2 separate regions of the Homo sapiens genome follow, and region 1 is linked to region 2. A link is a loop called in an ENCODE intact Hi-C map of the cell type or tissue named here. Cell type or tissue: B cell. All regions are shown on one strand.

Region 1 (2,500 bases), 160 kb before region 2:
TCTCAAACTCCTGAGCTCAAGCAATCTGCCTGCCTCGGCTTCTCAAAGCGCTAGGATTACAGGCATGAGCCACCACACATGGTCCTCTTGAATTTTCTATTAATTTGTTTCCATAAAGAAACCACAGGGAAATGAAAAAAAAGTAAAAGTGAATTGCCTTGAGTGTGAATAGCACTAAGAGTCTCAAAATAGAAGTGTAGTATAAGTAAGAAGTTCAGGTGCCAGCCGTAGAGCCTCATCAATAACACAGCAACAGGACTAACAAGGCAACCTTGGAATACTGAGCAAGGATATAAAATAGCTCACCTCAGGGGGACAGGCTAGCACTGGAACCAGAAGTCAGGCCATGAAAGACAAGAGCTGGGGTGGAAGGAGAGAGGGAAGGAGAGAGTCTGGGAAGATTCAAGAACCAGAGGCAGTAGCTCAACCAGACAACAACGTCACTCCCATGGAGGTCATTTATGGCAGATCAATTTGTCAGTCTCCAAAATAGAATTTGTTCAATATAAAAAGCTTGAGAGCAAAAGTTTCTTTATTTTGGTTAAGATACTGGCCTTCCCCTCCCAATACTGGAAGTAATAACATTACAAAGGAGAAAAGAGTAAAGTAAAAGATAAAAGATCTGGATCCTTACCAGGGAAGGATCCCTGAAAGCCAATTCAGCCTGAAACCTTTGACTTCTCATAAACAGTGAAAAGTGGAGATAATTCTATTGGGCTGCAGTGTCTCTCCAGGGACCGTAGTTAATACTTTCTTTACAATTCCCATCACCACTTCTGGGTTCTATGGTGTTTTGTTTGTTTTGTTTTGTTTTTTAATCTTCGTTACATGTTTATATGGGTTTTCAGAAGTGACTCAAAATTTTAGACTGTGACCCCTGTACATTCCAGATGTCTCTCTAAGGACACCTGGAATAACAGTAAGATAATAATTTTCCTCAATAAGACACTTAGTTTTTTGTGTATGAAGGTCTAAAGCAGAAATGAAGAATAGTCATTGGGGCTGAAGGTCCATAAGGTGACAGACACTTGAGTTCATCTACATTTTACATTCTGAATACAGGAAAAGCCTGCTGCAGCTGGTCATCATCATGCTGGTGTCCATAGAAGTCAGTCAGAACACTGTCCAGTTTCCCTAGCAGCTGCCATTCTGCACCAGCCTGCCACCTAGTGGTCAAGGAAGTTGATGCAACATATTATTGGAGATAACACAGGAACCCCATATAGCCTCATCCTTCTCTCGTGTCTCAGAGTTAATGATTACTGGGTAAAATCAAGGGAAAGAGAACAGATATTTCTGTTACAAGCCAGCAGCAGTGGCTTGCACCTGTAATCCCAACACTTTGGCAAGCCGAGATAGGAGGATCGCTTGAGGCCAGGAACTCAAAACCAGCCTGATCAATATAGCGAGACCCCATCTTTATATATTTAAAATTTAAAAATTTGATATATATATATATATAAATTGTGTGTGTGTGTGTATATATATATACATATTATATATATACACATATTTTATATATATATATATATATATATATATGATATTTCTGGCCAGGCTCTGTGGCTCACCCCTGTAGCCTGTAATCCCTGCATTTTGGGACACTGAGGCAGACAGATCATTTGAGGTCAGGAGTATGAGACCAACCTGGCCAACATGGTGAAACCCTGTCTCTATAAAAAATACAAAAATTAGCTGGGCAAGGTGATGCACACTTGTAATCCCAGCTACTTGGGAGGCTGAGAGAGGAGAATTGCTTGAGCCCAGGAGATCGAGGTTGTAGTGAGCCAAGATCACACCACCGCACTCTAGCCTGGGTGACAGAGTGAGACTCCATTTCAAAAAAAAAAAAAAAAAGATATGTCTGTAACAATGTTTCTTAGTCCATTCAGGCTGCTGTAACAAAATAGACATAAACACAGAAATTTATTTCTTACAGTTCTGGAGGCTGGAAGATCAAGGAGCTGGTGGGTTCAGTGTCTGGTAAGGACCCTTTTCCTAGTTCATAGATAATACTTTCTTGCTGTGTCTTCACATGATAGAAGGGGCAAGGCAGTTCTCTTGGGGCCTCTTTTATGAGGGCACTAATCTCATTCATGAGGCCTCTGCCCTCATGACCTAATCACCTCCCAAAGCCTCCACCTCCTAATACCATCACATTGGTGATTAGGTTTCAACATACGAATTTGGGGTAGTGGGTGGAAGGACATAAACATTCAGACCTTAGCACAGTGTGACAATGGTAATACAGTTATTGATAAAACTATGAAAAGATGCTCCTAACTGTAAAAAAAAAAAAAATTTTTTTTTAAGTAATTTTTTTTTCAGATGGAGTCTTGCTCTGTTGCCCAGGCTGGAGTGCAGTGGCACAATCTCAGATCACTGCAACCTCTGCCTCCCAGGTTCAAGCTATTCTCCTGCCTCAGCCTCCCTACTAGCTGGGATTACAGGTGTGCGCCACCACACCTGTCTAATTTATTTGTATTTTGAGTAGAGATGA
Region 2 (2,500 bases):
CTTGTGTTGCATAGAAAGCTTCATGTTGCTAAACCAATGTTAAGTGAATCTTTGGAAACAAAATGTTTCCAAATTACTGGGATGTGCATGTTGAAACGTGGGTTAAAATGACTGGGCAGTGAAAGTTGACTATTTGCCATGACATAAGAAATAAGTGTAGTGGCTAGTGTACACCCTATGAGTGGAAGGGTCCATTTTGAAGTCAGTGGAGTAAGCTTTATGCCAGTTTGATGGTTTCACAAGTTCTATTGAGTGCTATTCAGAATAGGAACAAGGTTCTAATAGAAAAAGATGGCAATTTGAAGTAGCTATAAAATTAGACTAATCTACATTGCTTTTCTCCTGCAGAGTCTAATACCTTTTATGCTTTGATAATTAGCAGTTTGTCTACTTGGTCACTAGGAATGAAACTACATGGTAATAGGCTTAACAGGTGTAATAGCCCACTTACTCCTGAATCTTTAAGCATTTGTGCATTTGAAAAATGCTTTTCGCGATCTTCCTGCTGGGATTACAGGCATGAGCCACTGTGCCTGACCTCCCATATGTAAAAGTGTCTAAAGGTTTTTTTTTGGTTATAAAAGGAAAATTTTTGCTTAAGTTTGAAGGATAGGTAAAATTAAAGGACATGCTTTCTGTTTGTGTGATGGTTTTTAAAAATTTTTTTTAAGATGGAGTTCTTGTTGCCCAGGCTAGAATGCAATGGCAAAATCTCACTGCAATCTCCTCCTCCTGGGTTCAAGCAATTCTCCTACTTCAGCCTCCCAAGTAGCTGGGATTACAGGCATGTGCTAATTTGGTGTTTTTAATAGAGATGAGGTTTTTCCATGTTGGTCAGGCTGGTCTCAAACTCCTGACCTTAGGTGATCGCCTCGGCCTCCTAAAGTGCTGGAATTACAGGCATGAGCCACCATGCCTGGCCAGGACATGTGTTCTTAAGGACATGCTAAGCAGGAGTTAAAGCAGCCCAAGAGATAAGGCCTCTTAAAGTGACTGGCAATGTGTATTGCTCAAGATTCAAAGGTACTTGAATTGGCCATAGACAAGTCTGTAATGAAGTGTTATCGTTTTCCCTCATCTGAGTCTGAATTAGATAAAATGCCTTCCCATCAGCCAGTGCTCTGAGGTATCAAGTCTAAATTGAACTAGAGATTTTTGTCCTTAGTTTCTTTGCTATCTAATGTTTACACAAGTAAATAGTCTAAGATTTGCTGGATGACAGAAAAAACAGGTAAGGCCTTTAATAGATGGCCAATAGATGCCCTGATAATGAAAGTTGACACCTGTAAGATTTACCAGTAGAGAATTCTTGACATGCAAGGAAGCAAGATTTAACTGAAAAATTGTTCCCACTGGAAGCAGGAATGAGTCAGTTTACTTGCATATACTGAGATTGAGATTAACTTCCTGTGAAACCCAGTGTCTTAGACAACTGTGGCTTGAGCACCACCTGCTGGTATTCATTACAAACTTGCTCACTACAATAAATGAATTTTAAGCTTTAAGATGAAGTGGCATTTCTTTTAACAGTTACTATGTTGGAATTGGTTACAAATTTTGGAGTGGATTTCAAAAGTGAGAGCTAACTTCAGTTGATTTCAAGGTAGTGCTTGGCTTTTTTTGTTTAGACAGGGTTTTACTCCTGCCCTGGTTGGAGTGGAAGTTAACGGCTAACTGCAGTCCTGACTTCTGGGCTTAAGTGATCTTCCCTGAATAGCAGGGACCACAGGTTTTTGCCACCACGCCTGGCTAATTTTTGTATTTTGCCATGTTGCCAAGGCTGGTCAACTCCTGGGCTCAAGTGATCTGCCTGTACTGTATCTTTCCCAGTTAATCTGATATTTATCTTTTAAATCTCAGATGTGCCAGGGCCTCGGCAGTGACTCAAGGAAGAACCCATGTGCTCTTAGTGGGACACGATTTGTTCAGACCTACTAACCTCAACCCAGTTTCAGTTCTTTATAGTGGAGAATGTTGACAGTTTACACTGACAGGCCACATTTTAGCATTGTGTTATCTTCATGGTTTTTTTTCTTTTGAGATGAAGTTCCAAACTTAGTAACTTACCATTTACTTTTTAGTGTAATTCTAAAAGATTTCATTCAGCTAGAACTACCCTGATATTTAACTGTCCTTTTTCTCTTACCTAATTATTGGCAATTAAACATTTTTGTCATTTACTTTGGGACTGTTTTTAGCAGGCCCATGGATCTCAAGGTTTAGTTTTGTGGGTTCTATGGGAGACAATGACAATGAAGATAAACGTTAATGTTGCAATAATTCTAAGCAAGGGATATTAGAAAATGAAGCAGGCCAGGTCATGGCTCACGCCTGTAATTCCACCATTTTGGGAGGCTGAGGTGGGGAGATCACAAGGTCAGGAGTTCAGACCAGCCTTGCTAATATGCTGAAACCCCATCTCTACTGAAAATACAAAATTAGCTGGGTGTGGTGGCAGGTGCCTATAGTTACGAGGCTGAGCCAAGATCACACCACTGCA

The links. A loop is a pair of places that touch in the nucleus more often than their neighbours do. Peaks named below come from ENCODE experiments on the same cell type or tissue, not always from the same donor. Only the 100,000 strongest peaks of a DNase experiment are listed, where the experiment ranks them.
Region 1: a loop joins it to region 2, with 13 times the contacts of the local background. A loop is called at or near these places in 3 of 110 quality-filtered maps.

The regions. Positions count from the first base shown.
Region 1 is chr6:73,674,330-73,676,829 of GRCh38, reverse strand. No RefSeq gene overlaps it. Among named protein-coding and RNA genes, the nearest start is that of CD109-AS1, 21 kb to the left of the region's middle. RefSeq lists a silencer at 1,070-1,364 and an enhancer at 1,070-1,364. In B cell, CTCF peaks have their summits at 936 and 1,137 (motif pointing left); a DNase peak (open chromatin) is centred at 1,159.
Region 2 is chr6:73,514,755-73,517,254 of GRCh38, reverse strand. It overlaps EEF1A1 (eukaryotic translation elongation factor 1 alpha 1), which reads left to right. Exons shown (of 8, transcript NM_001402.6): 8 at 1-1,505. Among named protein-coding and RNA genes, the nearest start is that of EEF1A1, 5.0 kb to the left of the region's middle. RefSeq lists a silencer at 1,635-1,929. In B cell, a CTCF peak has its summit at 1,458 (motif pointing left); DNase peaks (open chromatin) are centred at 284 and 1,444; H3K27ac peaks cover 1,991 bases.